3 separate regions of the Mus musculus genome follow, and regions 1 and 3 are each linked to region 2. A link is a loop called in an ENCODE intact Hi-C map of the cell type or tissue named here. Cell type or tissue: left cerebral cortex. All regions are shown on one strand.

Region 1 (8,000 bases), 100 kb after region 2:
TTTATGAAGAAATAAAGGGGGCACCAGTAAGTGTAATGGAGCTAAGTCATGTGCTCCAGGAGATAAAGAGTTTAAGGAAAAGCTTGATGCCTGGTGGAATAAAGTGGGTAGTGACCTCAGGGGAAGACCCTACCCAGCTAAGCTTCCAACTCGTAAAAAGGAAAAAAAAATTAAGCTCAAGCAATAAAGGAAACCACTGGCAACAGAAAGTTGATGCAAATATAATTGGTTGAAGGGGCCAAGTTCCAGTCTCAGTAAGCAGAAGAACTAGGCAGTTTCAGCCACACGGTTTTGACTTTAAAGGATACCAAGAAAGGGGTTGTGGAATCTCCCTCTGAGGCTAAGGAAAGTTGCAGAGACTAGGTGTGTATCAGGGGTGTCTCTGCACGGAGGCCCAGAGAGACCATTACATGAAACTGGGAAGATGAAGCCTGGGTTGTGTTGGAGATGCCAGAGTCAGGGGATGCCTGCCGAAGAAAGCTGCTAGCAAGGTGTGCAAACAGCGCAAGAGAGAAGTATGTTGCAGTCTGGAGTTGGAGATCTAAGGAGCTCTTAACATCAGAAACAAAGGTACAGAATTTGGAGTTTGTTCAACTGGGTTTTGGTCTTACTTTGGTCCAGTATTTTCTCGCTTACATTCCTAGAGAATGATAATGTATATCCTGTGCCAAAATGTGTCGGAAGTATGTGATCTGCTTATTGATTTTAATGTTACAGGAGGTTACAGCTAAGAGACTGCCATGAGTCTCAGAAGAGACTTTGAACTTTGGACTTTTAAAAGGTATTGAGACTGTGATAGACTATGGGGACTTTTAAAGGTGGACTGAACTCATGATTGCATTACACTATGGCCACAAGCCTTTGCCAGGGAGTGGTTGTTAATACCTGGGAAGAATTTCCTAGATTAGATTAATTGAAATGGTAAGGCTGGTTCCCGAGTGAATAAAACAGAAAGAGTGAGCTGAGCACAGGCATCCATCACTTTCTGCTTCCTGAGTGCAGAGTTAGTGTGAGAAGATGTTTCCTGCTTCTTCGGCCATGATGGACTGAATCCCTTGAAACTGTGAGCCAAAATATATCTTCCTTCCTTAGGTTGCCTTTGTCAGGACCTTTGTCACAGCAATGAGACAATTGATTACTACAGCAAGTGAGGCCAGTAGCAGGGGACATCACAAAATTGATGCTGGCAGAGGTCTACACAGGTATTCTCTGCTTCCTGTGTGGCCATGTCAAGCTCTGTATGTGGTTGTGGCTCAGAGAGGGCTCATCATTCTGTCCCTGCTATGGGACTACACTATTGTGATATTAGCAGTGCTGCCCACTGAGCCTGGTGGGAATACCTTCTGGCTAAATAAGCTCCAAGCCTTCCAGGTGTCAGATGCTATTATGAACTTGGATGCCTGATTACCCTGAGTGCCTGTAGAAACAGTGGAAACATGAAATCTAGTCTGTAATATGTTTACCACTAAGCCAGCTGGCCACAACACACTTGGAGCTGGCTCTCATATGCAAAATAAGAGTACCTTTCAGCCATAGAAACTGACCAAAGGACTAAAAACTTGCACAACAGGAGCATTTGCTGGTTATTTTTGAAATAATCAGCCCCACAGCCATACTTGTACTCCTCTGTTTTCACTTCTCAAAGCAGTTTCTTATTTAGACAAACAAACAGCCATCTTGAGCTGTTTGATTTGATAATTTGGCTCTACTCAACTGACATGAATGGGCATCCACCAAGAGCCTCACCTGATTTCTCCAGAGCAGGCTCTACCCATGGACGAGCCATGTCATAGCACTGGAGTGGGACAAGAAGCCACAGGTCACAAGAGTGTCTTCTCAGGGCTGTAGTTCTTTTTGGTCACTTGGCTAAAGTCAGAAAAGGAGAGAGAGTGGAGTCTGTGCCATGTCTGGAAGTGGTGGTATTGCACTGGACAGCATGTCCATAGACAAATTGTCAGCAGAGGACCTGATAGCTTACTGTGAATGAGTGAATGAAGATGGCTCCCAGTTTGTGCCCAACTTTGGGTTGCAGGGAGTAAGACAGAAAAGCCATCAGATCATCAGGGTGTGGTGACTCATGTAGCAAGAGTCCAGAAGGAGATAGACTGCTGGGGTACAAATAGTGACTGATGAGAGGCTCAACAGCTTCCCCTGAAGTATGAATGAAAACAGCTGGACTGGTCTAGTGGAGAAAGCTCTAAGAAAACAATGAGTTGGCCCCTGCACCTCTGAGTTTGTCTCCAAAGTTTCAATAAACCCCATGTTGAAAATATTTTGAACATCACTTTATTTTACTCCTTTTCATTAGTTTCTGGACAATATGGTAAATTTATTAAAAATGGTTTAAAGATAACTTTATTTAAAATATTTCTTAATTACCTGTTGTCTTGGCCAGTGATCTATTACTGTGAAGAGAGACTCCAAGATCACAACAACTCTTAGTAAACACAGCATTTGATTGGAGCTGGCTTACAATTTCAGAAGTTTATGGAGAAATAGCTGAGAGTTCTACACTCAGATCCACTGGCACCACAGGCAGCAGGAAGAGAGAGCCCCTGGGCCTGGCTTGGGCTTTTGAAACCTTAAAGCCCACCCCAGTGATACATTTCCTCCAACAAGGACACACCTTCTAATCCTTTCAAATAGTGCCACTCTCTAACAACAAAGCATTTAAATCTATGACCCTATGGGATTTTTCTCAATCAAACTATCATGCCTGAATACGTGGATGCTGAGGGGAGAGCAGCATACACTTAGTGCCTGTGGATCTCAAAAAAGCTAGAGTTGTCAGCAGTTTTGAGCTGACCAAAGTATGGACTGAGAACCAAACTCAAGTCCTCTGCAAGAGCAGCATACACTTTTAACCACTGAGCCATGTCTCCAGTCCCACAGTTCCAGTTTTTATATCAATTGAACATTATAGTAGTGATATTTAAAGGGAGGATATTCATAGGTTACATATAAATAAACATTTTTATCAAAGGGACTGGAGCCCTCCAGGATTTTTGTGTCCCTCTGGGGTCCTGTAATGAAACCTTTATGGAGACTGGAGGCTCCACTGATACACTCTTTTTGTTTTCCCTTAACATATAAATGTGGATGTTAAGATAACATGCATAAGAGACTATGAGCTTTTCTTAGCAAATTATCATAGACATTTCATTACTAAAGTTGTAATTCACAGCCACATGACATTGACACCACTATAAGATGAAGCAGTTCAAATGCCACTCAGGAATTGCCCTGTGCAACCTTTTTATTTTATTAATGAACAAATGGGATTGGCAGGATCTGTGGAGTGCCCAACTGAAACATGTGCCTTTGTCTCTTTTTTAAAAATTAGGTATTTTCTTCATTTACATTTCCAATGCTATCCCAAAAGTCCCCCATGCCCTCCCCCCCACTCCCTTACCCACCCCTCCCACTTCTTGACCCTGGTGTTCCCCTGTACTGAGATATATAAAGTTTGCAAGACCAATGGGCCTCTTTTTCCAATGATGGCCATCTTCTGATACATATGCAGCTAGAGACATGAGCTCTGGGGGATACTGGTTAGTTCATATTGTTGTTCCACCTCTAGGGTTGCAGACCCCTTTAGCTCCTTGGGTACTTTCTCTAGCTCCTCCATTGGGGGCCCTGTGATCCATCCAATAGCTGACTGTGAGCATCTACTTCTGTGTTTGCTAGGCCCCGGCATAGACTCACAAGAGACAGCTATATCTGGGTCCTTTCAGCAAAATCTTGCTAGTGTATGCAATGGTGTCAGCGTTTGGAGGCTGATTATGGGATGAATCCCCAGGTACGGCAGTCTCTAGATGGTCCATCCTTTCATTTCAGCTCCAAACTTTGTCTCTGTAACTCCTTCCATGGGTGTTTTCTTCCCAATTCTAAGAAGGGGCAAAGTGTGTGTGTGTGTTACAGATCTACTAGGCAAATGGTCTACCCCCCGACCTATTTAATGCCTTTTTGGTTTTGACCATTATTTCCTTACCAGCTTTCCCTGGACCAGTCTGTACCCCCATACTTACTTCAGGATCTCCCCAGTACCCCACTGTGAACTCCATTCACTGGCCTTGCACCTAGGTTTTTCCAACCCCAGATGCTCAGACACCCTTGGGGCTCCCTTTGTCTCATATATAAGATCAGAGCACACTAAGTAGAAAGCTGTGCATGTGCCTAAGGTGGAGCCCAGAGTACCCACCCCAGCTCCACATTGGTAAAACACAAGTGCCCACTAAAAGATATGCAGAGGAATGTTCACAGCAGTTTCATTTGAAAGAACCCCTAATGGGAAACAACCCACATTTCTATCCACAGGTGAAAAGATGAAATAAATCGTGGTTCATTCATACTATAGAACTGCACACAACATTTTAAAAATGACTGATACATCCAACGGGCCAGACAGGTTTCATTATAATAATGTTGAAATGATAGATGATAGATGCTGGAATAAAAGTTGTTTGGGGGAGAGGCTGAGGGGGAAGGGGTACAGGGGACCCTGCTGGGTGATGCAGTCTCCTACTTCTTGAAGGTTAGAATCACCTGTGCACGTGTAAGTCAGCTGAAACACATAAAATCAGTGCATGCTATATTCTCAGTCTCTTCTACTTGAAAATACTCTCTCTATTCAGGCAGATTCCGACCATCCTTCACAGCGAGTTTGCTCTTTCCCAGCCTCCTTCTTACTTCCTGCTCTGGAATTCCCTAGAGGCTTAGGCTGGCTCCTGGAGCTTTCTTGGCAGCAGAAAAAGAGAAGTCTATTATGCACATAAAGGCATGTCAGTAGAAACAGGCCACAGCGAAGTGTTTCTCTGCCGTGTCCTTAGCTGCCTCTGAGCACAGACTGGAGTCCTTGCTCCTTTGATGATGTCCGTTCCTTGGTCCTGCTCTTGCTCCAAAGGCAGATCTGTCTGTAGTCCCTGCCTCAGCTACTCTATCTCATGGGGAATCACATCTTGTGTCACCTCTTGGTGGGGGAGATAAAGGACAGACAATATATGTCATATAGTTTGGGTCCTCAAATATGCGTCTCCACATGCATGCTTCCCACCTCCTGTATAGTTCTTGGAAGCAGTTTATTTTTCTGTTTCTATGGAACTGCAAACAAATTCTACCTCATTACAATAAAGAATGGATTGAAAGAATCTGCTGTACGGCTCCTGGTGAGATTTCCCACTTAAGTTTTTTGTTTTTTGTGTTTTTGATTGAGAAACCCTATCACAGATGCCATTGTCCCTTCATCACTGTGTCCTGATTTGGAGTGGAGGAAGAGCTATGAAGGGCATGTCCAGGTAACATTCCGTGGCATTAAGACACAGGTCAAGAATACATTCATCACCAGACTGAAGAAGAATGGGAGGATGGGGATGTAGCTCAGTTGATTCACATGTATAAAGCCCTGAGTTTGATCCCTAGCACCTACAAATTAGGGATGATGGTAAATCCAGGGCACTCAGTAGGTGAAGGCTAGAGATCAGAAGTTCAAAGCCATTCTTAGCTACACAGTTCACAGACAGCCTGAACTATGTGGTAACCTGTTTGGCTTGTTTTTAATAGTTAGAATTAGCATTGCCCATACTCCTGCTCAGTTTCCTCTTCTGTCTCCCTCTGCTTGTCTTCCTGGGCATTGCTATAAGTTTTCAATTCATGCACAGGGAACACAGACCAGCCCTGGTGGCACTTCATCACTGTTGCCACCCAGGTAACATGGATCAGAGCATCATCTGTATACTGTCTTATTTGCTTCCGAAGCTCTGCTTCTCAAGATAGTGTGCAGTCTACTAGGCTACCACTGTCTTACCTGCTCTCTTCCACACACCCTTCCTGGAAAAGGAGAACATGTGTGTCACTTCCTCTTAACGTTTCTCATGGAACCAGCTCTATGCCTAGACCATAGCATGCTCTCAATGAAGTTTTTGTTGAGCGCAGGAATGAGTGACACAGACATTGCAAATACTATCGGTTGCAGTGATACAGTTTACCTCCACTAGAAGCCAGAGCTGATTATTGTGAAGAATCTCAAAAATATAAGCATAGCCAAGTGAACTCCAAGACCCTGAGTTGAGGCACAGCTCTCACGCCTTGGTTTGCTCTTCCCCCTTCAAACTTTCCGTTGCCCATAAAAGTGGCAAACAGAAGCAGGAGGGAAGGAGTACTGAAACAACAGAGAGGATATTTTTCACGTAAGCTTCTGGGGAAAAGAGAGAATCTGCCAGAAGCTCGTTCAGGAATGGAATAGATGCTCCACAAACTGCATAGAGATGGGTTACCATTTTCTAACATGCAGTACAGTGTCTCTGCCTCAGCCATTGAACACTATCCCCAAATAGAGGCCTTAGTGTATCCCTTAGAGAACACTCTGCTGGTCTCCATGGCTCCGAGGCCACCTGTCTGCTTTCCTTCCTATGCAAAAAGTTTTAACACCCCTCCTACCTCAAGCCTAGTGGGGGAAAACTTTCTTTACCCACAAAAGAATGCTTTGCTATTAAAACTGCTGCCTCCATGGCATCGAAACCCTTAGACCCACAGGCTAGACATCTTTAATGAATGGGTGACACACCTAAAAGTTGATGGTAGGTGGCAAGGCCCTACTGATGTGTGGGTAACTAGAGGCCAGGAACCAAGCTGGCAACTCTGAACAGATACAAATCAAGCTTGACCATATATCTGAGATGGAGTATTTCCAGGGACTCTCAAAAGTTGATACTGAGATATTCTGGAAGTGCAAACAAAAGTTTTCTAAGACACTCCTCCCGTTACCCATTGCTGCTCAAACATCTTTGAGGTCCCCACCTCCCACTCCTTGGTTCATAGTGAGTCTCTAAGAAGCTCAGTCCAGAGCATCTGGCTTGGCATTAGTCTAATCTGACAGCTCTGTATGAGGTACAAAGGAGCATGAGAGAGAGAGAGAGAGAGAGAGAGAGAGAGAGAGATCGGCTATCTCTTCCCTGCTCTGCACCCTGGGTCCAGGAGAGGAGAGTGGATGGTCAGTGTGCTCTTTGTGGCAGAAGAGACTGCGACCCTTCAATAGAACAAGATATTTTCCTATTTTTTGGTGCTTGAGCATCCTCTCAAATTGCTCCGTAGATAGAAGATCCTGGCAGCTGAGGGCCAACTATCAAGAGGCTGCCAGAGGCATATGACGCACAGTTGAAAAAGAAGTAAATCTCTCATTTTTTAGAGGCATAGCCATGAAGCAGGAGAGACAACTGAGGTCAAGAAGATTTCAACAGGTTTGATCCAGAGATCTTGAATATTTTGTATCAGGCCAAAAGTCCAGATAACATAGTTCCTATTCAGATGTTCGCCACTCACTCACAAGTGCCAAGGCTAACAGAGCAAGATTAAAACAATATATCATGAAAAAGCATGTACTGCCATCATGTCTCTTACCTTCAATGTGTTTCTTATAAATAAACTCTTGATGGGACAGAGACATGGACCAAGATTCTAATGTTGCCATTCATAATCAGTGAATAACCAGGGATGCACAGTATGAGACAATCCCATCACTAATCTGGTCAGAGAAAAGGTGTAGAGGTGGGGGGGCATGAAAATAGGATTCAAGCAGGCCTTTCTAGAACCAGACAAGGTTGTCTCCAGTTTGTCACCACCATCATTCTGTGCCAGGTCACTCTGTCATTGGCTGCCTTGTAGACTATAGATACTAGAAGCATCCAGTTTCTTCCTGTTAGTTAATAGGAGTATCGCTCTCCATCTGAGTTGTGTCAAGCAACAGGGTCTAAAAATATGAACTCCAGATAGTGTGAAGTGCTTTCTAGATATCTCCAGCATGCCTCTGGTTGAGAGCTGATACTGCAGTGCACCCAGACCTTGGGATAAGGAGAGGGACCTGGGAAGAAGCCCATGCTGTCCTCTGATGACATCATCACAGCTCACCCTACTCTACACTCCCTCAGCCACACTTACATCATCAGATAGGTGATAGACATTTCTAACTGCAAACCCAATATCCAAAGAGTTGCTCTAAACTGTGG
Region 2 (8,000 bases):
CATAGCAATTACAAACTAGTCTATAAGACAGAGAGGGAAGGACACATAGATATTATAATATACTTTACAAAGCTATATATAATAATAGTTAAAGATCTAAACAATCCATGAACCCTATAGAGAAGTTTATGAAGATAATCGGCAAAAAGAAATAGTGACAAATGAAACCATAGTGCCTTCTATAACAGCATGAAGACATTAAATATTGAGGCATTAAGTCATTAAGTCATCTATGTAAATAGATGCAGGATATACATGGGATTCGTTCATAAAACTATAAAACACCACTGTGAGAAGTAACCATTGGCTCCATTAAATGAAGAGGTACACCATGCTCAGCAAAGAGGAGACGATGTTGCTAGCCTGCTGGGTTTTCCCAGATTTAGAGATTCTAACAGATCCCAATGAACAATTTTAGTATCTGTTTTGTAGACATGAATATGTTGATTCTACAGTCCCTATAGGACACAGTATTGATGAGAAAAAGAAAGAGAACAAGGAGATAAAATAGAAAATTTAAAGTAGAGATGCAGGTATGCATAGGAGCTTCCACTTTTATATGGAGAAATCAGTTCGACTAAGATGCCCAACTGAAAAAAAATCTTAATGGATATGTGTGGGAATGACTATCTATATGTTAAAAAAAGACAAATTTTAATCCCAATCCGCTATGTGTATGTGTATGCATATATACACATTTCAAGACAGATCATAGATATAGATATATACACTCTAAGTAAAAATCTTCTAGAAGAAAATGTAAATGAATACTTCCATGATTTAGTGGTGTGTGTGTGTGGGGGGGCATTTTCCCAAACACAGAAAGTAATAACTATAAAAGAAAAATGTCCACAAATTGAAAACTGCTCATTAAAACACATTTTCAATAAAGCAGATTCAAAACTGGAAGAAAAATTTGCCAAATTTTAATAGAACAAAGACCTTTTGTTCAGGATATATGAGAAACTCTCACCAGTTAGTAATACATAGATGAGCAATGCGGTATGTGAAAGGGCAGAAGGTTGGGCGGTTCACAAAATACAGAATGATGGCTGACAGGGCATGAGAAGGTCTTACCACTCAGAGGGAGATACCAATCGAAGCCATGGGTAGATGATGCAACCATCCAGCAGTGAGAATGGAGGAAATGTAAAGAGCCATGGATGTCAAGGGATGAGATGAAACAACCTGAGTGTAAAAAGGACAGCCATCTTGGAAAAGCCTTGATATGTATATGTGTACATGTATATGTATACATATATACACAAATGTATAATTTAAAAGACATGGTCTCATAAGATTTGCATTTGGTATTTAACTAGAGAAATGGAAATATATGACCCCGAATGTCCTAGATAAGAATTTTCCCAATAGCTAAATACTAGAAACAACCCAGTTGCCCACCATGGAAGAAGGGATAAACTGTGGTACATTCATTCGTACAAGAGAACCGTACTGGAGCAAAAGCAGGAACACGGATTGATACGGACATCATCTGGAGGAATTCTACTAAGAGAGAAACCAGACACAAGTTACAGCATGCGCTCATTTATACAAAATTTCAGAATGGAAAATTAAGCATGGTGACAGACGTCCGACCTCTAGTTGCTTTATCTGAATGATGAATGAGAAGGGTTTCTGGGACAGCAGGCGTAGATTTTGACTGAGTTACCAGTTATGAGTTTGTCAGAAAAGATCAAACCACTTACTTAACACCACCCCATGCGTTTCCTGGTATGTAAATCTACCTCAGTACCAACAGATAACTGAAAGGTCACCCAGATCGTTAGCTACACATCTGGTGTGTTATTTTGTTCACACAGGAACAAATGGCAACGGCAGTCTCCTTTGTGTGTGTTTATTTACCCTTCCCACTGTCTGCTTAGATGCAACTGAATGTCAAATACAAATGCTACAATAAATAAGCCTGGCAGTTCTATAGTATAATCTATACAATTACTCTAAATACATATACAATAAAAAGTTGACAGTGGAGCAACTGAAAAGTGTTCTTTATACCAACAAAAGCTGGTAGAAGATGTTATTATCCAACTTGTGGCTTCAGTTGTCACCTGTAGTATCCAGCTTGCTGGCTTGCGAGGTCCCTAGGGGCACTGTAGCAGCCATCTCATGTCCACTAGGAAGTTCCAGCTTTGCCCTTTCTTATCCCTAGTTGTACCACAGGGACTGGCTCTTTTTAACTGCACACACTGGCGCTTTATGTAAGGATTTTATTTGAGAAGAAGGCTCTAATGTTAAAATTGGAAAAATTATGCCTAAATTTTCTTTCTAAAAATTTTTCTTCCCCCTTTGGATGTGTTCTGCTGTTTTACAGTGAGGATGGGTGGCTTAAATCACAATTTTTAAAAATAAGACCAACTTTGTAAAGGGACTGTAATTTTTTTGCAGTAAAGAGCAATGAGACCCCCTAACCAAGGTCAGACAAGCTGGCATGTGCTTGTGATCCTGCAGGAGGGTCAGAAGTTCAAGGTTATCTTGAACTGAACAGTTTAAGGTCGTGGCTGAGAAAAGAAAAGGAGGACTCTACAGTCACTGTGATTGCTGTAAACACACAACATAGACGACTTGAAGGCAAGGAAGGGTTTACTTAGGCTCCTGATTTCAGAGGTCTCGGGCCACAGTTGCTTGGCCCTGTGTTTGGACAGAACGCTATGGTGGTTGGGAGTTTTTGTGGTATATAGGAAGCCCATAGAGGAGGCTAAAGCGCCAGGGACAATATGTCCCTAAAGACCTGCCTCTCAGTGAGTCACTTCCTCCTGGTAGCTCCCTCCCCCTAAACATTCCAGAACTTTCCAAAATAACTGTATCAGCTCATGTCCAAACCCTCAGGCCTCACCACATGAACCTTTTTAGGGGAAGGAGGATATTTTCTATCCAAACTCCAACAATGTCTGATAGACCCCTAACCAGGGAGCTTTACTCTTCAGAGGATTCTGCTTTTGTGGACCAGTTACCTGATGGACATCTCTGTTGGGTTGTTCCCACCAACCACTCCCAGTCCCAGTCCCGGGCCCAGGCTACTGCGGTGATGCTTGAGCTATGCGGCACTACTGCTTTGAGTGACAGGTAGATCCAAGGTTGTCCTTATTGATGAGCCAAGAAAGTCAAGCCATTCCCCTCCCATTTACACAGATCGTGTTTGAGCGGAACTCAATGAAACCGGTTTCAGACGCTCCTCCATTAGGCTGAGAGAGTGAATGAGTTTCTACTTGCTGTGAGAAAATGGTCCTAAGTGATGTGCTCCCACTCAGTGTCTGTGCTCTGCTGTGGCTACAGACTGGCGGACACTAACACAGACCTAGAACCTACTTTTGAAAACAAGCCACAACTGTGAGCGCTGGACACCTGTTTGTAAACGAATGGCGAGAGTTAGCGTTAGGTACCAAGCTTGGCTGGACACAGGCACCCAGCTGTTTGAACATTATTCTGGTGCATCTGGGAGGCTATTTCTGGGAGGAGGTAAACATTTGACTGGGTAGACTGAGTCAGGGCATATTGTCCTCCTTATTATTATATAGTGCTTTTGATAACTACCACTATGGAGACCCCATTCATTAAGAGCATAAAGAAGCTGGGAAAAGGAAGAGGGAAAAACTCCTTCCTCCAGATGCACATCAGCCCATCCTGTGTCCTGAACACACATATTTACACTGCATTTGAAGCTTCAGTTCTACTTTTCCAGGCCTTGGATTCACACTGCCAGCTCTCTTATGTCTTAAGCTTGCAGACTTACATTGCAGACCTTGGGATTTGTTGGTCTCTATAACTGTACAAGCTAATGCCTCCTGATAAGTCTGTTTTCTTCAAACATATATGTACACACACATATATGTTATGATAAATATTACAGATACATGTATACAATATTTGAAATGTGTATAGAATATACATAATAATATAACAAGCTATACATCTACAAACATGAGAGGAGATATGGTGTATGCCTGTACTCACTGAAACAGTTTTCTCCCCTTTATCTGTAATAGTGGGAAGGGTTCTGAGAGAATTTCACTAAGGAAACATCCTCCTGATGTAACTGCATTCAGGTAAATTTAGAAGTCAACTATTTATTCAGAGAGGATCCCTAAGCCAAGAGGTGAGCTTTAAAGGAGGCAAATGCTGCAGTTTTGAAAATGGCCTGCAGAGGGCACCGTTAAAACAATCTGGTGGGAAAAGAAGTCCGCTCAACACAGAAGGGAAAGATCTGCCTTGTTGGCAGGACCTACTCACTTTCTAGACTCTAGATTTGGGCGATTTTCAGAATCTCAGCCATTTTTAATGTCATCGTTCTGCTCGCCTGGGTTTTGCAGCCTCCTCCTCCTCCTCCTCCTCCTCTCCCTTTTCTTCCTCCTTCTCTTCCTCCTCCTCCCCCTCTTCCTCTTCTTCCTCCTCCTTCTTTCTTTTTTCTTTTTGCTATTCCTTTTGTCTCCTTGGTAGTGGGAGGTGTGGGTGTCACGCTGCCCTTATTTGTGGCCACGGAAAGTAGAGATTGTTCAGCGAATACTTCTCAACACTGGCTTCAGATAGATAACTCTGGGGGGGGGGTCACAGGGTTACGAAGAGGAATAAGACACAGACCTCGTTTGTGAAAACTCTAAATCTAGTGGGCAAGAAATTCTGCTTAGACTTTTAATACAAAGCAGATGGCATACAAACAAATGACAATGTAGTTACATTCTCTTATATGGGAAGAGGGAAAGGACAGGATAAGTGAGGGACGAACAGCTGCCACCATAGCCTGCCTGCTGACAGAAGAACAGGGCTGTGGAGGCCAACGCAGGGAGCTCACTAACAATTGTGGGCCTGGCCATCACAACACAGGTAATGCAGTCTGGTAAGATGTCACCTGCGAGTGGATTGGCCTCAGCCTGGCTGGGGGCCGGGGGTTGAGCAAGGACTTGGGTGAAGAGAATAGGGGCTGGGTTGAAGAATTTGTGGTCACCTGGTAAAGAGCAGAAGTTAGAGGAGTGTTCACCATAACTGCCCTCTTGCCCATGTCTTTTTCCTTGGACACAGAGGCTCCCCACATTCTGCACAGGGCCTGCGGCAGAACTTTCTGCCTTTGACATAGCTGAGGTTCAAAATTTTCTCCCTTTTCCACACACTTGGAAGCTACAAACCATCCATCCAGCTATGGTGATTTTACAGGTGAATGTAGTTGCTTCCAATGAACTCATGTGACGCTCTGGGAAGGTTAAGTTCAAACTGAAGGCGTCCTAAAAGTATCGGTGAGGGCCAATTTCTTTTTCTCTTTCTTTCTTTCTTTCTTTCTTTCTTTCTTTCTTTCTTTCTTTCTTTCTTTCTTTCTTTCTTTCTTTCTTTCTTTCTTCCTTCCTTCCTTCCTTCCTTCCTTCCTTCCTTCCTTCCTTCCTTTCCTCCTCCTCCTCCTCCTCCTCCTCCTCCTCCTTCTTCTTCTTCTTCTTTTTCGAGACAGGGTTTCTCTGTATAGCCATGGCTGTCCTGGAACTCACTTTGTAGACCAGGTTGGCCTCGAACTCAGAAATCTGCCTGCCTCTGCCTCCCAAGTGCTGGGATTAAAGGCGTGTGACACCACCGCCCGGCTGAGGGCCAATTTCTAACTAAACGTATCTTCTTCCACGGAATACCTAGATCTCCCCAGCCCTGGGCTTCTATAGTGGATATAGTAACACTGTGAGCAATGCAAGGACTGTTCTGACCAACCTTCAAAATATCAACTAGAAAGAGGACCTGGGAGGGCATGAATGCCCTCAGTTGAGCCTCAGTGAAGGTGTTTTCCTCACAAGGGCCAGTTCAAGGCAGTTTTCAAACACATTAAACTGAACAATGAGGAAAGGAGTTGAGCCAGTAAGAATAAAAACAGAAGTCAAAAAATTACCACCTTCTAAGTTCAAATATAATAGAGCATCGGAAGTGTGAGAGTCGGGGAAACGGTTGGAAAACTAAGTAATTGTATCAAACACTGGACCAGGGACGGGATAGAAAGGATGTTTTTGTCCTGAGAATGAGCCCAACCGTGAATGGTTTCCTGAAGTTTATTGTGTAAGAACACTCATGATTTCAAAGCAGTCCAGTCATAGATTTTGTGCGGCTATAGGACCCTTGGCAAGAAAATCTCTCCTACTCTCTTAATGGATTTTATGAGATGGACCTTCCACAGATTTGTCAATTCCCAGTTCTTTGTGATTTCCCACACCAAATCAGACTTCTCGTTCAACTTTGAGTGAAAGGTTCCATTTGTCTTGACGGTGAAGAGTAAACACATTTTAAATGCCAATTCTCTTCATGCTTGATTTTTTTTTTTAATACAGCCTGAAGACTGACAGTAAAAGCAACAGTCCTGACAGGAGCGACCAGTAACTTTCAACAAATGCAGTCATTAGGGTCGTGTTTATACTCCTTGTCATCAGAGAAACATCTGCCTAACTAGATTTTTCTAACTATTTAAAGTCATAACCATCTGTCCCCACAAGATAACGTGCTCCACTTAAGTTCTAGAAGGACGTGGAACTGGAAACTTATATTTTCTGTCCTTAGAGGGATATGAAAACCGTGGCTTTCACTTTCTGTCAGAAGATGCCATTGGAGGTGCTGAGCATGGGACCAGATCTCAGCTTTGACTCTGGTAGCAAAGAGGTCTTGGGTAAGTCACCTCTGCTTCAATGTTTCCAAAAGAGAGGCAGTAACTGCTTCCTGGGATGAGTGTGAATATGAAACGTGTACACTGTTGGGCCCAGAGTGTCTGAGCTATCATGTCCTGAGGAACTTTGCTAATGGGGAGAGTGAGAATACTATTTAGCTGGAAAGCAGCCTTTAGCCGTTCAGCCGTGAAATGGGCCTGGTGTCAACAGACAGCATCGTAAGCAAGCCAGTCCTCATCCTGGCAAGCTTAGTAACACGGAAAGTTGGGGGTGGAATTCTGCAAAATGGTGACCACAGAAGCCAAAGGAAAGAGACTGGGAGAGTGGGTGAACAGAGATGTGGCCATAACACCTTTCGGCTCATACATTCATAAGGACTAGAACAGTTTCCTGAGCTGCTGGCTAAGGAGTAACACCACGAATTGTTGGTAGAAATGCTTAAAGACCCATGTTAGAAAATGATGAACACTCCTTTCTAGTCTATTGGATACGAAGTGGTCAGAAACTTCCTTTTAAAGTACAGGTTTTAATGGTTCAGTAGAGCCCTTTGCTATCTTCAGGGGCCTGTTTTGATTCTCTGAGATGGCTGTTTATACGTTAGGACAAATGGACCCTACCCAAGTCTTAGGATCCAGATTCAGGTAACTCATGCTAGCAAAACTGGAAAAATGGCGGTGTTTTAAGTTTTGTCTTAACAGGACATATCTGTCAGGGTGAGGAGGAAATCCAAGACAACTCTGAGCCCACCTTTCAGGGCCACCCACTGTTTGGCACTCTTTAGAGTGCATCCTAAAAATGGCAACCATCTGGCTAGCCTGGTGTTGCCCTCAGTCTTACTCCTTATCTTACCTCAAAGCATCCTGGGCCTGCAAGCCATCACCATTAACATGGGATAAATATTAGATTTGTCACTTAGCACCCATCCTGCCTGGCTTCTCTTCAGCCTGTCCCATTGTGAGGTAGGAGCCTCTAACCAATCTAGGCTTAACACTATCTTGTCCCAAGCAGAACAACAAGATTCCTGCTACCTCTGAGAACAGACCCCCCACCCCCACCCGCCGCCGCCAATCTGGCCTACGAGAGGAAGGAATCACTGGTCAAATACACAGTTTACTCCCTGGACTACCTTCATTCAATCGTATGATCCAGTGAATTTCAGCATTATGGTATTATGGTTATCAAGCTCTCTACCACAGAGCTACATCCTGCAGCTCAGGAAGGCCTTGAACTTATGCCCCTCACCCCCGGCCTCTTCCTTATCTTGTGAATGATAGGCCTGTGTTAACTGACCTGGCTCAGAGGAACGATTCCCGACATATAAATTACACCTGTCATATTTCAATTCAACCAGTGAATTGA
Region 3 (8,000 bases), 91 kb after region 2:
GCATCTAACTCCTATGGAGCCGGGGACTGGGATACTTCAATGAAAAATATGAGACAATAGAAAATATATATTTACTCTATGAGCTATGAATCTTTGATGTTTTAGGAGGAATCCAACCCAGACCTGGGGAATCAAGAGTGGCCTCCGAGATGATGTCACCCACCAGTGAGTCCTGAAGGACCTCACAGTTTATATATATAAAACTCTCTAGGGAACTTAAATCCTGGTTTGGTGTAGATATCAACTCACCTTTAGTTGACAATTACCAAATGAGAAAATGGGCCCTGTGAAGGTTAATCCTCACTGATATCCTGATTGGATTTTAGAATCACCTGAGACAGTGGTTTTCAATCTATGGGTTGCAATCCCTTTGAGGGTCAAATGGCTCTTTTATAGAGGTCACACATCAAATATCCTGCATACCACATTATGGTTCATAACAGTAGCAAAATTACAGTTATGAAGTAGCAACTAAATGAGTTTATGATTGGGGGGGGGGGTCCCAACAACACAAGGAACTATATTAAAGGCTCACAGCATTAGGAAGGTTGCCTCTGGGTGTGACTATGAAGATAGTTACCGAGATGTTTAATTGAGGGGTGAAGAGCCACTCTCAGTATGTAAAACACCATCCCATAGGCTGGAACTTTCTCTCTGGATAAAACAGGGGAGTGAGCTGAGCAGCCAGGAGCGTCTCTGCTCAATAGCAACTGCAGACTCAATAGCAACTGCTGCGTGCTTCTGCTGCCAGGGCTCTTCTGGATCTTTTCCATGAGGATGCTTGGAACTGGGAGGTGAAAAGGGGTATCCTGACCATTTCTCCCAGTTACAGAATTCCCCACTGTTCCAACAAGAGTCTAGAGTGGAGCTCATAAGTTAAAGCAACTTAGGTCTCTGGGGGTCTTCACATGTTTCAAGAACATTGGCTACATAGCTTCAGGTTCTTCCCCAGCACTTAACACTAAGCTGCTATAACAGCCTTGGGGACAGTCATTCAATTTATAGTGGACAAGCCTTTCTCAGGAAAACAAAAGCCCAAGTAAGGAGAAGCCATAGAGCCAAAGCAGAAGATTAAACTCGGACATGAACTTGATAGATGCATGGACAACTAATAGCAAGTATCTGAAGATCAAAGTTGCCAAGGCACCTCTGCAAAAGCCACTCCTCAGAACTGTCACCCATGGTACACACAGCTCCTGTTTCCTCTGACTGAGCAAGAACCCTGAAGAGCTGTAGAAAAAGAAAACCCTGATATTGAGGATGGCTCTTCAGAGTTGGATAAGAGGGATGAATGGAGGTGTGCCACCAACTGCACAGGCTCTTCGTGATGCAACTCCACAACTCAGGATGGCTCAGCGCCTCTCCTCCCACCCCATGGGGGGCAAGCAAGAGCATTAATCAGCCAGTGCCTAATTACCAGCTAAGTAATTAGTGAGGAGGGGAGCTCCCAGGTCCCTGCTGATTCTTAATAATTAATACATAAACCAGTTAATGTGACAGCCCCTTCTCCATCTCTCAGCAAGATGCCACTGTAAACTAACTCTACCACCCAGTCACAAGATAGAAGCCCAAAGTTGTCTTAAGCCTTTCCCTCTGTAAACCCTTCCACAACCACTGACTACATGTTCCACAGGTTGCTATTTCTATTCCCCAATATCTCTCAGGTCCATCTTCCTGATAGGGTTTGGACCTTGAATGTCCTTCACAGGCCCATGTGTAGGCCTCCAAGATAGTGCCATTAGGAGGTGGCTGAACCTTTGGGATGTAAAGCCTTGTAGAAGGTCATTGGGTTGTTCAGGGCATACTTCTGAAGGATATTTAGGAACACTAGCCTACCCAACCTTCTTCTTTTGCCTTTTGCCCATGAGGGGAATAATTTAACTTCACCAAATATGCTTTCCACTTGTGATGTGTCAGGGCTCCAAGCAATAAGGCTGCCAAATTGTGAGGCAAATAATCTCTTATAGCTTGATTTCCTCGAGTGTTTTGTTGCTGTTAGTGAAAGCTGACACCCACCTCTCCCTTTGTAGCCATTTCTCCTGCCATTCAGGCTCTCCAGAGTAGACTTCAAGTACAGGAATGGTCTTCCTCCCTGGAATCTTCCTTGTTACCACTCTGCCTTCCAATGCATCTTCCCTTCTGTTCCCCAAAATAGCTCTTTAGAAGAGACTGAATCCGTCTGCCTATAAATTAGAATTGAAAGTCTAGTATGTAGCCCTCAGCGCCATCTTGCCTGGTATTTATTCTTAAGTCAGCCACATAAGCACTGTCAAACACTAAGGGCTTCTGGTGATGAGGCACCTTTCTGTGATCCTACACACTACAGTGAAAGACTAACAACTAGAGCCTGCACCCTCCCCCCTTTTTTCTTTCTACACCCATGTCCTTGGAGATTGAATCCAGTCCAATTTCAAAGGCCTCCTGGACACTGAAGACATAGAATTTATGTCTACAGCCTGACTATGCCCTTACACCTCAGATGCACACACCCAATTACATAATCTCCATTAACAGATTCCTCAGATCCAGCAAGGGCAGCAGCCTACTGTCTACTCTTACCTAGCAACCTTCCAATGGCTCCTCTTCCCAGCTGTACTCATTTATTATTGCCAGAGATCTCATTAAATAGGATCACCATCCACTGAACTAGTAAAACGCCAAACCTAGATGCCATCTTAAAAGTCCTTGACTATCCTAGTTAAAACTATAACTCTTCCCTTCTCTATATTCTTCCTGTGATCTAATTTTTAATCTCCACCTCCACCTATTCTATTTTTAGGAAGCATATATATATATGGCCCCTATGAATAAAATTGCTGTAATTGAAAATGTTTTTAGGTTTATTTATTATATTTATGTATATGTGTGTGCATATGTGCCTGCCTGCATGAGCTTATGTAATAAAATTGTTGTAACTAAGAATATTTTAGGTTTGTTTATTATATTTATGCATATGTGTCTGTGTGTGCATGTGTGCATGCCTGCATGAGCTTATGTGTACAATACACATTCAAGAGCCCATAAACACCAAAAGAGGACATTTGTGTCCTTTGGAACTGGAGTTATAGGTGATTGTGGAATGCTATGTGGGTTCCGGGAACTGAATCCGGGTCCTCTGCAAGAGTAAGTAATCACTCTTACCCAGGGAGCTGTCTCTCCAGTATCCATAATTTAAAGTGACTTAGAACTATCATCTGCACTCAAGTTTCTGATTTGCCAACCACTCCTCAGAGAGCATGCTGCTGCCCTTTACAGTAGGGTAGGATCTTTCTATCTCTCTGAGGTGAGGGCAAGAACTGAGTCTTCAAGGGGCAACTGGATCTCCCACAGCTGTGCAACAGCTATGGAAGATGTGTGGGTTTTGAGTCCAAAACTTTTGACTCCAGAGCTGAGGTTCAGAGACGGTTTGCTTCCCTCACCACCTCCATCCTCCTGCATGCCACAGCAGACATTCTGATTCAATGTCTCTCAGGAAGCAGATGGAGCCTGAGAAACTTCACATCATAAACAAAGCCCCTCTACCCTCTTAAGCTGTGCTCTAATTGTGTGGCTAGGGTATAGATGTCCTTCGTCACACAGCTGAGGTACAGCCATTTTTCAGAGCTGTCCTGTGGAATGTCACCAAAGCCCCTGGCATGTGCCTGTAAAGTGCTCTCAGTAGATGGAGGTGGATCTAGCATGGGAGGCTTTGGGGAATTGAGTTTGTCCTAGAATACGGGTCTGCCAGGAGAGCAAGCCTCTGCTGAGAATCACAGCCTTTATTCCTAACCACACAATAACTTCGGTCTAATTGGCCAACTTTGGGGGAGCTGGGGTGACCTACTTTTTGCCTGGGCTAACAAACACATTCCAGATGACTGACACCTTTTATTGGGGACACTTTGACCTGATTCTCACCCCTTGCTCTGCATGCCAAGGGAAAGGGTCACTGCAGGCCTTAGTGCTGACCTGTTGTTTGGTTTTTTTTGTGTGTGTGTGTTTGTTTTTGTTTTTTTTTTTTGTTTTTTGTTTTTTGTTTTTTTTTTGTTTTGTCTAAATTGTTTTTTTTATTTTCTAGCAAAAATAGCAAGCTTACCCAAATGCCTAGCTACTATGGTAATAAGTGTGATTTAAATAGATGCTAAACACATGTGTCCCAGCTTCCATGAGTCAGTGGAAGCTGACCGGGGATCTGATTGCATAAACACACAGGAGCCATGCCTGGGACAGCAGAGCTTTAGAGCCCTTGAGAGGACTTTGTTCAAAAGCTGATGTGGTGAACACACATATACAAGTGTGAAGTCACTTTCTCCCTGGATGGAATGTGTCCAAAATGTGCCAGCAAAGGAAGGAACAAGAACGTTATCAAAAGATCTAAAGGGCTTAGTTGTTATTGAAAGTAGTCATGGGTAATGCTTCAACAGATAAGCAGGGTTGTGTTCCAATAAAACTTTATTTACACTTACGGCACACTAACAGTGTGTCTGGATGCTGAAATGGGCAGGATGTTCATAATTCTGTTCTTCAAGTGGACTCCTCGTATGTCACAGAAGCATCATCAAGAGTAGCAAAGCAGGAGTTTCCATGCAATGTGAAGTTTCTCGCCAGAGGGGCATGAGATCATATGCAAATGAGGGCATGAGATCTTATGCAAATGACCATGCAAATGATTATATAGCTGCATATATTAAGATGCCTGAGAAGAAGCCTGAGAAGAAAAAGAGCAGCTGGCAGCAAGACTACATGAAATTCGCACAATGAGTTTAGGAAAGCAACTATACTTTGCGGCTGTGACCCACAGCTCAGTGCAACCATGGCACTTTAGCCACTATGAAACAAGTGGTTTTTATGAACAGAACTGAAGGATGTATATGACCATCAGTAAGTAGATCCCTGATCTGAATAGATCCACACCCATTATTTAGCCATTTAACCAGCTGAAAGTCTTGCTTTGAATTCTCGGTCTTAGAGATGACCCCTGACCTTAACATCCATGGTTCCCCAGAAGCATTAGAGTTAAAGCTGGAACAAGGATACAAAACATGAGTCCCAAAAATAGTCAGCTTTTAAGATAAAAAAAAAAATAAGGTCCATCTTAGTTCACTTTCTTTTACCTGAAGATTGGTACTTCATAAAGAAATGAGGCTTATTTGGCTCAGAGTTTAGAGACCCAAACACATGAAACAAACATTTGCTTGGTTCTGATAAGGTGATCTTACTATATCACAACACAGCCAGAAAGGGCATCATAGTTTCAATGTGTGTAGCAGGAGGGGGGATGAATCAATGAACATAGAATAAGAAGTGAAAGAAATAGAGCTGAGACAGCTGAGCTTGCTTCACTACAGCTCAGTCTGCTAAGAATGAATCGAGTTCCAGAAGATCTTTGTTAATCTCTTCACGGAGGTACTACCATCACGATCCACCTCCACTAAAGACCACTAAAGGTCTCATCATCTCAAAGCAAGCTTCCAGGGTATGGTGTCCTAGGAAATGTACAGCAGCGACCATACTGAAACCTTAGCATTGAATTGGTAAACTATGCAGAAGATCCTGGTAAGTCAACCTTGCTAAAGTGAAAATCACCCCCACCCCCACAAACAGGTTCCTGCTAGCAATCCTAATGAAATGCAGTAGGCCACAAAAATAGAGTTCCATGGAGGGGAAAGAAGGTACGGGCAGATATGACCAACGTGCATTATATATGTTTGAAATTGCTGAAGAATGAGCTGTTTTTAAAAGTAAGGCTATCATTGAATATTTTAATCCCACCAACGAGACTGATTTAAGGACTGTATTCTGATGACAAATTCAGAGGCTGGTAATAAATAAATAAATAAATAAATCTATATGTAAAGATTAAGGATAGTGGAAGTGAGACATTATCTTGCGCTGAGTTATGTGAAGACATTATACCTTAGGCTTTTTACTTGAATAAGTATTTATTTACTTTATTATTTATTTATTTATTTATTCAACATATACTACTGCAGGCTACTTTTTAAAGAATCCTATCCCTTTTACAATTGTTGTGAGATGAGGAGATGTATTTTATAAGGTCTGTATGTTTCCACAACTGGGTTGAAGACAGAAATGTGGCCAAATGTAAAAAAAAAAAAATAATAATAATGTTCCCATTTGTAAATGAGCCTGTGGCCCACATTGTTTGTTGGCTAAGAGGCCACTATAGTGGAGCCAGCCACCCTCATTCTAACTACCTCAACTTCCCAAGTTCACTGACCTCTGTGGTTATTTTCCTGCCTACTACCTGGAATCCTCCCTAGGGTCCTTACACGGGTCATTCCCTTCCTGTGTCCCTTCCCTGTGCTGGCCCCATCAACTCTGTAGAACTTGTTCACTTGGCCTTTTCCATGTGACATCTTCGAGGAGACACACCATGACCAAGCTTCTCTGTTGCATGTTTCTGCAGAGCTGAATGTTGGGCCAAGCAAACATGCAGGCAAGCTGTTAGCTCATTGGTGTATAACTCCTACAGTCAGTTACAAGTTCCAGGAGAGGGGGGATTGGGGTCATTGGGCTATGCACAGACAAGCTGGTCTCCAGTTGAGCTGAGGTCTGAACCCCGGGAATGGTGATAATTCACCTTCATGACATGGTAGACATTCCCTCATGCTCCTGGAAATCTGGCCCCTGCCTAAGTTACCACCCCCCACAAGAGAAGCATGGTCAGTAGTCACATAGGCAATGGCCCAAGCTTCTGATTTTCAGGCTAAACTCCTCCCCAGTTACCTAGCAACAGTGAAGACCATAAAAAGGGCTGTTCAGCCCCACCTCGCTCTCTTATGCTCTTACTTCTCACTCTCTTACCTCTTATCCCTCATTTTCACCCCCTTTCTCCTCTCTCTTTGTCTTCTCTCCTCTCTCCTCTCTCTTTGTCTTTTCCTCTCCTCTCTCCCTCTTACTCTCTTTCTCTGTGACCTTTCCTCTCTCTCTCTCTCTCTCTCTCTCTCTCTCTCTCTCTCTCTCTCTCTCTCTCTCTCTCTTTCTACCTTCTCTCTTGCCCCCTGCATTTCTACAATAAAGCTCTAAAACCATAGAGAGGAGTCTCTGCTCATCAAGGCTGTGCGCACTCTCGCAGGTGTTGGGAATTTTTTCCTCATCCCTCTCTCCTATAACCCCAGGGCTTTAGCAAGGTAGCTCCAGGAATCCCAGGTAGGGCTGCCCCTTGGCCACCCCATGAAGAGTGAGATAAAGGAATGCCCACCCAGGGATGAGTGGAAGGTAGTAGCAGCCCTCCCACACCTGACAGACCAGAAAATACGGAAAACTCTTGCCAGGTGTGGGTTTTCCTCCCCCCTCTTTCCCTGGGCCCCCCTATTTTGTTACCAACAGAGGATGGTTACACCATCAACGTGAGACAGAACCAGCTGAAGAACACTTCGCACAGAGAGCTACAGGAGATCTCCAAGTTTCTCAAGAGACCATGAGTGATTGAGTTAAAAAACTTGGCTTTTTACTTTCTCTCTTTCCAAAGTGTTCCTGGCAAGCTTCCTCCCCTTCCTCCCTCTCTCTCCCTCTCTCTCTCTCTCTCTCTCTCTCTCTCTCTCTCTCTCTCTCTCTCTCTCTCTCTCTCTCTCTCTCTCTCTCTCTCAGTTTTAGCTGCAACAAAGTGGTTTCCCCAGTTCTGTAGCCCCTTTCTTTAGCTCTAGGCTTTGAATGACACTGCCCAGCGATGGCAATTATTGCTCTGAGCTCTGTTTTTCTCTGCTGGCTGGTGAGAGGTTTTCTGAAGATTTTTTGTAGGCCGGAGGGCTGGTGCCTCGGGCGGTCAGCCCCTAGCACAGGGGTTTGCACAGGGCGATTACCGAACAATGAATGGACACTGGTCAATGTGATTAAGGCATAATTCTGCACTGTTGGATCACAAGACTAAAATTACTATTTCTCTGGTGACAGATGTAACACCAACACATTGTTCACTGTTTATGGGGTCCCTTATGTTTTTTTTGTTTGTTTGTTTGTTTGTTTTTACAAATTGGCAAGCCAATTAGATTGTGCCA

Evidence for each region. Hi-C counts contacts between places; a loop is a spot of excess contacts. Peaks named below come from ENCODE experiments on the same cell type or tissue, not always from the same donor. Only the 100,000 strongest peaks of a DNase experiment are listed, where the experiment ranks them.
Region 1: a loop joins it to region 2, with 2.3 times the contacts of the local background. A loop is called at or near these places in 3 of 42 quality-filtered maps.
Region 3: it touches region 2 in a loop (1.9-fold over the local background); 3 of 42 quality-filtered maps call a loop at or near these places.

The regions. Positions count from the first base shown.
Region 1 is chr12:82,838,512-82,846,511 of GRCm38, reverse strand. All of the region lies in intron 2 of Rgs6 (regulator of G-protein signaling 6), which reads right to left. Among named protein-coding and RNA genes, the nearest start is that of Gm22149, 70 kb to the right of the region's middle. In left cerebral cortex, no CTCF peak of the experiment used is centred here; a DNase peak (open chromatin) is centred at 4,765; H3K27ac peaks cover 523 bases.
Region 2 is chr12:82,942,888-82,950,887 of GRCm38, reverse strand. All of the region lies in intron 2 of Rgs6 (regulator of G-protein signaling 6), which reads right to left. Among named protein-coding and RNA genes, the nearest start is that of 1700085C21Rik, 7.7 kb to the right of the region's middle. In left cerebral cortex, a CTCF peak has its summit at 4,151 (motif pointing right); DNase peaks (open chromatin) are centred at 4,174, 4,760, 6,878 and 7,441.
Region 3 is chr12:82,851,731-82,859,730 of GRCm38, reverse strand. The region is part of intron 2 of Rgs6 (regulator of G-protein signaling 6); the gene reads right to left. Among named protein-coding and RNA genes, the nearest start is that of Gm22149, 83 kb to the right of the region's middle. In left cerebral cortex, no CTCF peak of the experiment used is centred here; DNase peaks (open chromatin) are centred at 3,162, 3,806, 4,181, 4,591 and 1 more place; H3K27ac peaks cover 1,341 bases.